Regions from separate parts of the Homo sapiens genome. Here region 2 is linked to region 1. The links are chromatin loops, found by intact Hi-C in ENCODE. Cell type or tissue: Caco-2. All regions are shown on one strand. Links, peaks and the distances in the headings refer to the core of each region. The heading gives the core; the rest is flanking DNA. Region 1 has its middle 46 kb from the start of LINC02836. Region 2 has its middle 62 kb from the start of LINC02836.

Region 1 (5,392 bases), core at 77-5,076:
AGAAACACACAAGTGGTTTGAAAGGCTAAGCATGGTTTGCCACAATGCCCTATACTGTAATTAAACCATTGGGTTAGAGGCCTGTTTGCTCTATTTAATGTGCTTTGTGAAACAAGATGCTTTGTCTTTTGTTGTTGCTGGATCTTTCTGACCAGCAATTGAGAGGGGGGGAAGTCTCTGTGTATCTTCCTGCTCTACACTTAGATAATTGGTGTGTGCACTGTCAGTTAAAAAGCATGGCTTTGCCGTGACTATTTGATTTTAGTTACAAGTGTTGGCAGGAGATGCTGAAGGAGACAGGAGGTATTTAGGAACGGTGGCCCTTTGAGATACAAAATTATAAAGCAGCCACAGAAATGAGTCAGCCCATTAAGCTGAGCCATAACCACAGCTAGCCAGAGTGCTCAGGCTTCTTTAGTCATGAAATGCACACGGCCCTTCAAATGCTCCATCCCTCTGTAACCTCACAACACCCAGAGCATATTCCTTCCACAATGGCTCCTAAAGGAACTTTGTTGATTAACTGCTAAACACATGCAAAAGCACACAAATCTGAATCTCGTGTCTATGCAAAGGTGAGAATGTTCTTGGAGTTCTAAAATTGTTGAGAAGAGTTAGTTGTATATTTCCCTGGACAGAAAATAGCTCATGGAAGATAGCGTCAGACGAGTACTTTGAATGATGCAAACTAGGTCAAAAGTGATAGATAACAGGATAAAACCCAAGGAATTAAGTTTATAGAAACTAATTAAATTATAATTTAGAGGGGATAGAAGAAAACTCATGAATGGCAAAAGAAAATTCCATTATCAGCTAATATAGAATTAAATGATTTAGTAGATTACAATAAAAAAAGTGGTTAGTGAAATATACAGACTTAAGCAACTGGAATTTCAACTTTTAACTATGTTTTAAAATGCTCCCTGGCCCTATGTGCACCTCCACATACTGCATATTTCTTTGTTCTCTCTCATAGTAAAAATCTTCCAAAAAATGGTCTATACTCACTATCTTGACATGCTCATTTCCCATTCTCTCGAAAACACTCATTTCAAACTTTTGTTCTCACTACTCCATGAAATTGCTCTTAGCAAGGTCATTAATGAATGAGCTCCATGTTGCCAAATTAAACACTCAACTCCAAGTCCTCTTCTTCACTGACTTCTCAGCAGCATTTGTTTGCTCCTTTTCTTAAAACTACTTTTAACTATTTTTTTAAATGTCTGCTTTGAAATACTTTTAGACTCACGGAAGTTGCAAAAATAGTTCAGAGGGCTCCTAAGTACTTTCACATAGCTTCCTCTAATAATACCATCTTTTATAACCATAGCGCAATTACACACTTTTCAACTTTTCACTTTTAAAAGCTGCTCTGATCTTCTTAAAACTTTTTTCTCCTTTAGTTTCTCTGGTGCCATCCTCCTGGTTTACTTCCTCTCCTGTCTTTGATGTGGGACTCACCTCTTCTCCCTAACTCTAAGTGTTATCATATCTCAGGATTCAATCCTTGTACATTATCTTCTTTTATCTAAGCTCACATCTCACATGACCTTGTCTAATCCCATGGCTTTAGATAGCCTGTATATGAATAAATTCCCAGATTATTATCTCCAGCCTTGAACCCTCCACTGAATTCCTTGACATCAAACTGTCTACTCAACCTCTCCTGCTCAGTATCTAATAGGTATCTCACTTTAACACGTCATAACTGAACTCGTTCAAGCCCTGTCATCCAACCCCTTCTTCCATCTTCTGCTTCTCAGTGAATGGTTCCCAAATTCAACCATGCACTTAGGCTGAAAAGTGGAATTGTCCTAGACTATTCTTTCTCTCATACAATGAATTTAATCTAACAGCATATCCTATTGGCTGTAATCTTCAAAACATGACCTATTGGCTATAATCTTCAAAACATGACCTGTATGTGAACAACGCTCACCACCTCTTATCTCTACCATCCTTGGAATGTGAATTATGTCATGTCACTCTTCTGCTCAGAACCTCTCAGTGTCTTTTTATAGATATAAATCCATTATCTCCATAGAATAAAATTCACAGCACTTGTCATGGCCTGCAAGATCTTATATGACCCATGACCTGTTTATATGACCTTCTCCAACCTCTTCAACTCTCTGATGGCACTTGCTTTCTTAGCCTGTGCAGCCTCCTGGCTATACCCAGAGTATTTAGTATGTTCCCACATGTAGAGATTTGGACTTAGGGTTCCCTCTGACAGGAACACACCTTCCCAGCTATTCTCATTTAAGACATTGCTCATTCCCTCAGAGAAATCTTCTCTGACCACATTATCTGAGACAATACCACCTCTCCCATAGCTCTGTTTCTATCCAGGCTTGTTATTCTTAGTACAAAGCTGACATCAGATGGTTGGCTGGCTGGCTGTCTCCTTGTTCTATCTCTCAAAATAGAATATAAACTTCATGTGAACAAGGGCTTTATCTAATCTAGCCCCACAACATTACATACAGTAGGCCCTCAATGAATATTTGTTGAACAAATGAAGAAGCAAAAGAGCAATAAAGGACTGTATACGGAAATGCTCTCAGAGAACAGAAAATATTTAGATTGGGAATGATGAACTTTGAAATCCCTGTTAAAAATATAAGATTTTTTTGCAAAGACTGGTTGAAATTTATGTCACTTATGATGAAATGGCTTTACTTTTGGCCATCTCAATTGTATTGCATAATAAGAACCATTATTTATAAATACCCTGAATCATGGGCAATTACAAGTATGTCAATGTTGACTATTTCAAATGTAAAACCATTTTTATTGGTTTACCTCAAATGACTTTCAGATAACTTGAAGTGATATATGAGTTCTGCTAGTTCCCTGCTATGTAAAGAAATGTGGTGCATGGTTTAATCTCTGTCTACATGGCCCCGCCTCCTGGGTCATCATTCTAACAATAAATAGACTCACTTGAGTAATAAGTGTGTGAGGGTTTTAAATTATAACCTTGGTTTAGCTTAATGATGCTATAAATATTTTCTTCTTTCATCTCTAAAGATATGTATACATGAATTACATGTATAGATCCCATTCTTATTATTGTCTTTCTCATTCTCCCTGAAGGAATGTTCTATCCTTATATAATTCCTAAAAATAAAAAGAATGGTAGGTATATCCCAAACCAAAATATGATTTCCTATTCCTTTTCATTTTCACTTTGAAAATTATCATGTTCTATTACAACCTCTAAGAAAGTGAGTCTAAATTATAATGGTAATTTTGGGCTAACATCTCAGCTTATATGGTTCCTTTCCTTGGGCATATTCTCTTTAAAGAAAGACACTCCTGAGATTTCAGTATTGTTTGTCAGTCCCTGGGAAGGTTGGTAGAGTTACTCCAAAGGTTATGATAACAAGGTAGGAAGAGATTAACATTAAGAATTAGGATTCTCATGATTCCTGCTGCATTCCCACACTCCGTCATCCTTACCTTAATTTGATCTTCCTTGGGTCTGAGCTACTTTCCTTTGCTCTCTCGTTGTACGTTGCTTCTAGTAATGCACATATCTTCCTTTTATTCCAACCAAGACATAGAAGAATCAACCTTGTGGAAAGCACAGTAAGGTACATAGAGCATAGACACTAAAAAAATCAGAAACATAAAACAAATTTTTAAAGAATAGAAAAATCATAGATATAGAAGGATATCAAACATACTCAAAATTAGCATTCCAAAAGAAGAAAAACAAAATAATGGGACGTAACAAAAATCTAAAGATTTAACTGAAGAAACTTTTTCTGCAATTAAAACATGTATCAGGAATAACAGATCCAGAGTAATGACACTATAACATATCATGATACAGTTATTGGCCTTCAATTAAAGAAAGAATTCTTTGCACAGCCAGGCAGAAAGAACTCACTTATAAGGGAGCAAAAACGGGCTGAGTTCAATATTCTATGCAAAAGATAACAGATTAATAACTCTTGCCAATATTCAAAGAAAGAAAATGTAATCCTAAGAGACCTCACAGTCAGCAAGAATAAAGGATGCAAACAGCTTTCTAGAACTGAAAGAATATTTTCCCCATGAGCCTTTTTTGAGGAGACTATTAGATAATGAGCTACAGCCAACAAAAGGAAAACAGGGAAAACTACGATGGTTGGACAGGAAACAAACATTTAATATATTTGATAGGGATTAAATAGAATGTAAGTGATTTGATAAAATAGGAATGATACAACTGCAAAAACTATTGTAAGATTAAAAAATAGGGGGGATCGTTAGAAAGGTAATCAGTAAACACAAAAATATAAGCCTTCCTAAAAAATCTGTAGGTACATACATAAAGCAAAGAAGGTAAGCAACATTCAGGGACTTCAGTTCTGTCTACCTTGTGGCCTGGATATTTGTAATGTGTTGTTCTCACCAGCATTACCTACAATGACTCAGCAGCCCCATACTTGCAATAAGGGGAACATAAAGGAAGGCCAGAGAAAGTGGCTTTATTTTAAAGTTGGACAATTTCTTTCTATTCATTTACTTACTCATGTGGCCAAGGTTAACTGCAAGGGAGACTGTGAAATTGTGTGGGAATTCCATTTTGGCATTTCTTAGAAAATCTATATGTTTTTCTAAGTCCAAAATCCAAAGAAAAATTGTCAAGAAATCAGAGAAAATAAGAGAAATGTCTGATTTCCTTGCAGGAACAAAAATCTTTCAATCAAAATGAAGATGTCGCCTGGGCACAGTGGCTCACACCTGTAATCTCAGCACATTGGGAGGCTAAGGGAGGCAGACGGCTTGAGCTCAGGAGTTTGAGACCAGCCTGGGCAACATGGTGAAATCCTGTCTCTACAAAAAATTCAAAAATTAGCCAGGCATGCTGGCACACATCTGTAGTCCCAGATACTCAGGAGGCAGAGGAGGATCACTTGAGCCCCAGAAGTTGAGGCTTCAGTGGGCCGAGATGATGCCACTGCCCTCAAGCCTGAGTGACAGAGTGAGATGCTGTCTCAAACAAACAAACAGACAGACAAACAAACTGGAGACATTACTGATTTGAAAGAATCCAGTGACATCAAGTTGAAAGCAAGAACAGGAAATATTGACTTGTGGAGTTGAAGGTGAAGGTCAATATTTCTGGGAAACCAAGACAGGAACACAGAGAGAAGTAGTCACAGTCTAATCAGTCAGTCTTGTTTATAGGTGTTGCTGTGTTATATATAGAGAGAATATTATGGAAATCTGAAGAGTCGTCCTCTTAAATCTTCACCTGGATAATGATTAGCACATGCTCTTGAGGAAACTATTCAAGGCTAGAGAAAGAACCACCCAAAATGACTGGAGAGAACATTCATTGAAGATTACACAAGACCAGGAATAGTTTCTGTTCTCATTATTCAGAATGAAAAAC
Region 2 (5,392 bases), core at 173-5,172, 110 kb before region 1:
GCGAATTCTATCCCCTTCTTCTCCCTGCTGTGCCTTCCTTCCATCTATCTTCTGGAAACGGACTAATTCCCATTGAAAACTGTACTTCTTAACTTGGACATCCTTACAGCAGGTGAGATACCATATTTGCTGGGCTCTGTCGCTCTTTCTTTATTAATTATGATTAAGTATAATCTTTGCAAAGTAGCCCTTTCCCCCACACCATCTGCTATTCCTTTCCCCCATAGCATCTATTTCAGTTAATGAGTGGGATACCCTTCAATGGAGAATTTAGGGAAGCACTGGTGCATGTGAACCCCCCTGGGCCAGGAGGAGGAGAAGTGGATCCCGCTTTCTGACACATTTCAGGGCAGGTAGTTATTGTCCTGTTATAGACTGTCTTTGCTCAACACCATTAGTCCACAAATATTCCCAGTCTCTGTTTAAGCAGTTTTAAAAATAAATGTTCTATCTGCATTTACTTGATTATTGAATATGGTTTTTAAAAAAGATTATGAGAACAAAAAGCCCTTATCATCCAGAGTTTCAGACAAAGCACTGTGTAGTTAGACTCGTAGAAACAGAAAACATGCCAAGGTGCAAGGTAGATAAGATAAGCTAGCTTATGAGAAGCCAGGACTAAGATAATGTCTACATGAATCACGGTTTTTCTTGCAGAATTGGGGCTACAAATTGCCCTTTGCCTGTAAGAATATATCCCACTCATACTAATGAGAATGGCATGCTTGGGCCAAGGACAGATGCAGCCCTTTGGGATTTCAAAACTGGGTGAAGACTTTGATAATGGTTGAGCAGCAGGTCAATATGTTGATCATCACATGATGGAATTAGAGACTATGATCTCTTCTTGCTTCAAAGTTCTCTAGAGGAATGATATGATTTTTTTGGTGTGTTCCCTTACCTGCACCATGCCAAAAAATAACGTTCAAAGTAGAAACAAGACAGAATGATTATACATATCAAGGAAATTTGGTCATTTTTGCCTTTCATTAGATAAAATTGGGTGTGTTTTCTTTTAAAAAATAAACATGATTTGATCAACCTTATTTCTATGCATAAAGTCTAGTAGATAAAAGGCATTGGTAAATAGTCACTGAATGAAATAATGTATGATACTAACTTGTTAACTTGACCTTTCTCCCCAGCTCTTTATTTATAAAATGATTCTTGTGCTATTCCAAATGCCAATTGGAGGGTAAAGAATGAGCAGGCCCCGAGGGAAACTCCAGAGAAATGGAATTAAAATTCTAACTTATCTCAAATCTTCAGCAAATTCCTTTTCCCATTTTATCTACTTGTAAAGTCTCCAAATTGCTCTGCAATTAGATTACTCTAAAGTTAGAATCAACACCAGCATTATTGAGCCTCTTAGAAGTAGTCTATTTCAGTTCTACTTTTTGCAGAAGGCAAACTGACCCCAGAGAGATGAGTGAGTTGGCCTCTCTTTAGTTATGCATGTTGGGAAGATTTTTATTTTGAATATTCTTTTTGTTTAATTGAAATGGTGAGTTAATATATTTGCCCATACTCACCACCCAGGAGAAAAGTCCCCAGAGTTTTCAACTTCACATTTGAACAGTTCTGGGGCAATTTCATTTGCTGGTCAAACTTTGAGGGCTGTTTGTCTGGATGGTGGTCCTTATGGGAGCTGGCTTGTGGGCGCCCCCACAGGTAGTGTATCCCTCTCCCACCCCAAAAGGCCAACCCTCTCTGGCATGGGCATTGCCAGAAAACAATAGGTTATAGATTGGATAAAAAATTCACAAACATCATTGTAGAACCTGCTTTCTTGGGAGCAAAGTATCTTCAGGTAGAAAATTTAGATGAGAAAACATCACATATGTGCAATGAAGGTAAATACTGTAGGCCATACATTTTTATCTATGGTTGACTTTACGGGATTAGCTTTTTGAACGAGTGCAAGGCACTTTCACAGCTCACCTGAATTTTATTTGAAAAGTCAGCAGAAAGTATACATTTGTTTCAGAGAAGAGGAGATTCATGGGTAAACAGACACAGAGCTATGAAATGGTTAATACCCAGGCTAAGTATAATCCTGGCCAGTTATTTATGATATGATTCATGAATGTCAAATAGAAAGAAAAAGTTCACTTTTAAAACCATTGGCCCAAGGATAAGGTCTTTGAGAATTTCATCCCAAACACTGTTCCCTGACTATTCAGATCCTCCTAATGTTGACGGTAGATAACCTCTTGACTTTTTTTTGGCAATATGCCTTGTCTTGTGAACCTGGAGTTAGACAGAAAAAGATAACACCTTCCCTCCTGTGAACTTTGACAAATGACAAGTTCTGAGTCTACTGGAACCTCTTTACTCTTATCCAGAGAAACCTACTAGTCAGCATGTTCTTTTTAGTTAAATCACTCACTTTCTAAGTTCGGCTTAACCTTTGACATGGCATTTTGTTATGGGGCTATGGATTCTTCGTAGGTTTAACAAAGATTATGATACCAATAAGGATTTTAATCTCATGTGGGCTTGTGAAATTCAGTGATAATGAATATAAACTAATTTGTGATGTGGGGGATGGAGGTGGGATTGAGAGGCAGTTTTTCACATGTGAAGCTAATATCTCACAGCTACTTTAGTGGCACATTTAACACACCATGTGCCTAGGGTGGTATATGTGACCGGATGTGGGCTCTGCAGTCACATGTCCCAGTGTTCAAATCCTGATGCTGCCCCTTTCTGGCTGGGTTTTCTTTTTGACAAATTATTCAATTTTGTTAAATTCAGTTTTCTCATCAAAATGCAGTTACAATTCCTATTTCATAGATCTATTGTGATGATTCAAGAATATATAAAAATTCCTACACATAGTGCTTGATAGTGATAGTAGTTCAATACAAGCTACTTTTCTAATCTCTCCATCTAGTGGCCATCAAACCAGCTTCGGTTATCAGAAGGTCATCATCATTATGTGGTTTTGACTCTACACCGATCCTTGAGTATAAGCCTTAAGAATGATATGAGAATAAAGCTCTAATATCCAAAGCTTTAAAATGGGTTAATCATTTATGTTTGCACGATTGTGAAAACTTACAATGCCTTGGTAACCTAAGCTTCATATCCCTTAGAGGGTACCTTGCTGAAAGCATGCCTTTCTGTCACTGAGAGAGTCAGCTCTTCTTAGCCATTCTTTTCTGTCTCTCCAAAGAGCTGGGGAAATTTGTTTCATAATCTTCTCTGCCACAAAAAACATCTATAATTGACAGGAGAAATGTTGTTTTCATCAATCCCTGAGCCTTCCTTTCCTCACTGAAATGAAATCTATTTGTAGTTTTGGGATTTAAGAGGCAAAGCAGATAAGCAGAGAAGGTAATGGTATTCGTATCAGTTGTGATAAAAATGGCTACATTTATGAAACCACAGATGCCATGTATTTTACATATCTTCGAATCCCGACAACAACTTTAGGAAGAGAATTATATGATCAACTTCATCATGCAGATGAAGAAACTAAGGCACAAAGAGGCTAACTTGCCCAAGGCTTTCTCTAAGAATGTGGAGGTGGGAATTTACACCCAAGTCACTGAATGAAGAGTCATGAACACAAGTCACCACACCATTGGGAGACTGATAGCAGTGAATCAAGCCAAGGAATAGTTGTAGTAGAAGCTCACCAATGCATTCCCCTAGTGGACTATTTCCCAGCTGTGGTATCCCAGAAATGGTGAGGTGTCCTAGAGATCCTCATTGTTCTTTAATTAAAATGAAGACAGCTGTCTCATCTACATCAACTATCATATCTACATCCCTTACACAACTAAAAGAGTAGATTTTGGGAGGATAGTATTTGTATTTGTTAATATCTGGTTACCCTGGAAAGACTGAAGGGTACTTGGGTATCCCCTGGATCTAGCTCAGGATCTGGCACATGACTTAAATACTAAATGAAAGAAATGATATGTGTGGAATCCTAGTGCTTTCCTGCTTAGTTGGGGAATCTCAGCCTTACTTTGCATCCTTCATCTCTTTCTATCACATGTGAAAACCTATGAAAGCCCAAATGGATGGATGAACATATAAGCCTGAATTACACTGGATACAACCTGACATATTTCCCTCTATTTCAAGCTGAAGACTGACTAGAATGTGAAGAAGTAAGATAAAAATCTAAACTAGATACTGAATGGAAACAAAGGAAAGAAAGGGGAATAAAAACAGTCTTGCTTTGTTTTCTGTTGCTATAACAGGATACCACAGACTGGGTAATTTGTAAGGAACAGAAGTTTATTTGGCACATGGTTCTGGAGTCTAGGAAGTCCAAGAGCACAACACTAGCATCTGGTGAGGGTCATCCTATGGCAGAAAGGGGAAGGTGGAAGCAAGTGCTCAAAAAAGAGAAAAATGGGGGCTGAACTTGTCTTTTTATCATGCCTGTGATAATGAATCCACTCTTGTGATAATGGCATTAATCCACCCAGGAAGGCAGAACCTTCATGACCTAGTCACTTCTTAAATGTTCCACCAGTTAATACTGTTACGATGGCAATTAAGTTTCAACATGAGTTTTGGAGGAACATTCAAACCATAGCACAAGATGTAGAAAAAGAAGGCAGTGGTCACCAATTGAGTAAGAAATAAATGTCACTAGTTACAACCTTGTCATACTGGATGTGTTGGATCATCCATTTTGGCCTCCTTTCACCTCCCCACGGGCCCTTCTCTGAGTCTCTGAGGTCTTCACCCTCTTTTTTGCAATGACCATTACCTAGGGCTTACTCTTCTTATTCCTCAGTTAATGTCTTCTTGTTCATACTTTAAACTTGTGATCACCACGGACGATACTTTTTAAATGGGTTGTTGTATAATCCTTGCTGCAGCTCAAGGGAAACATTTTCAAGTTCACACTAATATTATTTAATGATCATCTGTATCTTGACTGTCATGATCTACATTGGTCACCTGGAAATTTCCTAGAGGAACTGGAGGTGTAGGTCCTGGGTAAAATCATGGGCTTTGAAGCTAGAACCATTGTAAAACATGGCTGTCTTATTTATTAGCTGCGTACCTTTAGCAACTGACCCAATCTTTCCTATCTGTACATTGGGGATGAGACTATTACCTACAATACAGAGTAGCTACCAGGATCAAAGGACAGCAGGGGGTCTTAACTTTTTGTGCCATGGATCCATTTGCCAGTCTGGGGAAGCTCTTGGAACTTCTTATCAGAATAAATAAATTTGAAATACATAAAAGATTAATAGTATAAAGCCACCCAATCATATTGCTACCAGGATATTTTATAAGCAAAATTGCAACTAGTAATAAACATATTAAATAACAAGATCTAAAAGTGGTTTTGTTACCAACAGGAACTTTCAAGTTTGTGATGAGTAAAAAATGATGTTTTGAGATATCTGTAACA

Evidence for each region. Peaks named below come from ENCODE experiments on the same cell type or tissue, not always from the same donor. Only the 100,000 strongest peaks of a DNase experiment are listed, where the experiment ranks them.
Region 2: a loop joins it to region 1, with 12 times the contacts of the local background. A loop is called at or near these places in 1 of 110 quality-filtered maps.

What each region holds. Positions count from the first base shown.
Region 1 is chr6:105,675,913-105,681,304 of GRCh38, forward strand. No RefSeq gene overlaps it. Among named protein-coding and RNA genes, the nearest start is that of LINC02836, 46 kb to the left of the region's middle. In Caco-2, for the core only: no CTCF peak of the experiment used is centred there; a DNase peak (open chromatin) is centred at 2,909.
Region 2 is chr6:105,567,684-105,573,075 of GRCh38, forward strand. No RefSeq gene overlaps it. Among named protein-coding and RNA genes, the nearest start is that of LINC02836, 62 kb to the right of the region's middle. In Caco-2, for the core only: no CTCF peak of the experiment used is centred there; a DNase peak (open chromatin) is centred at 688.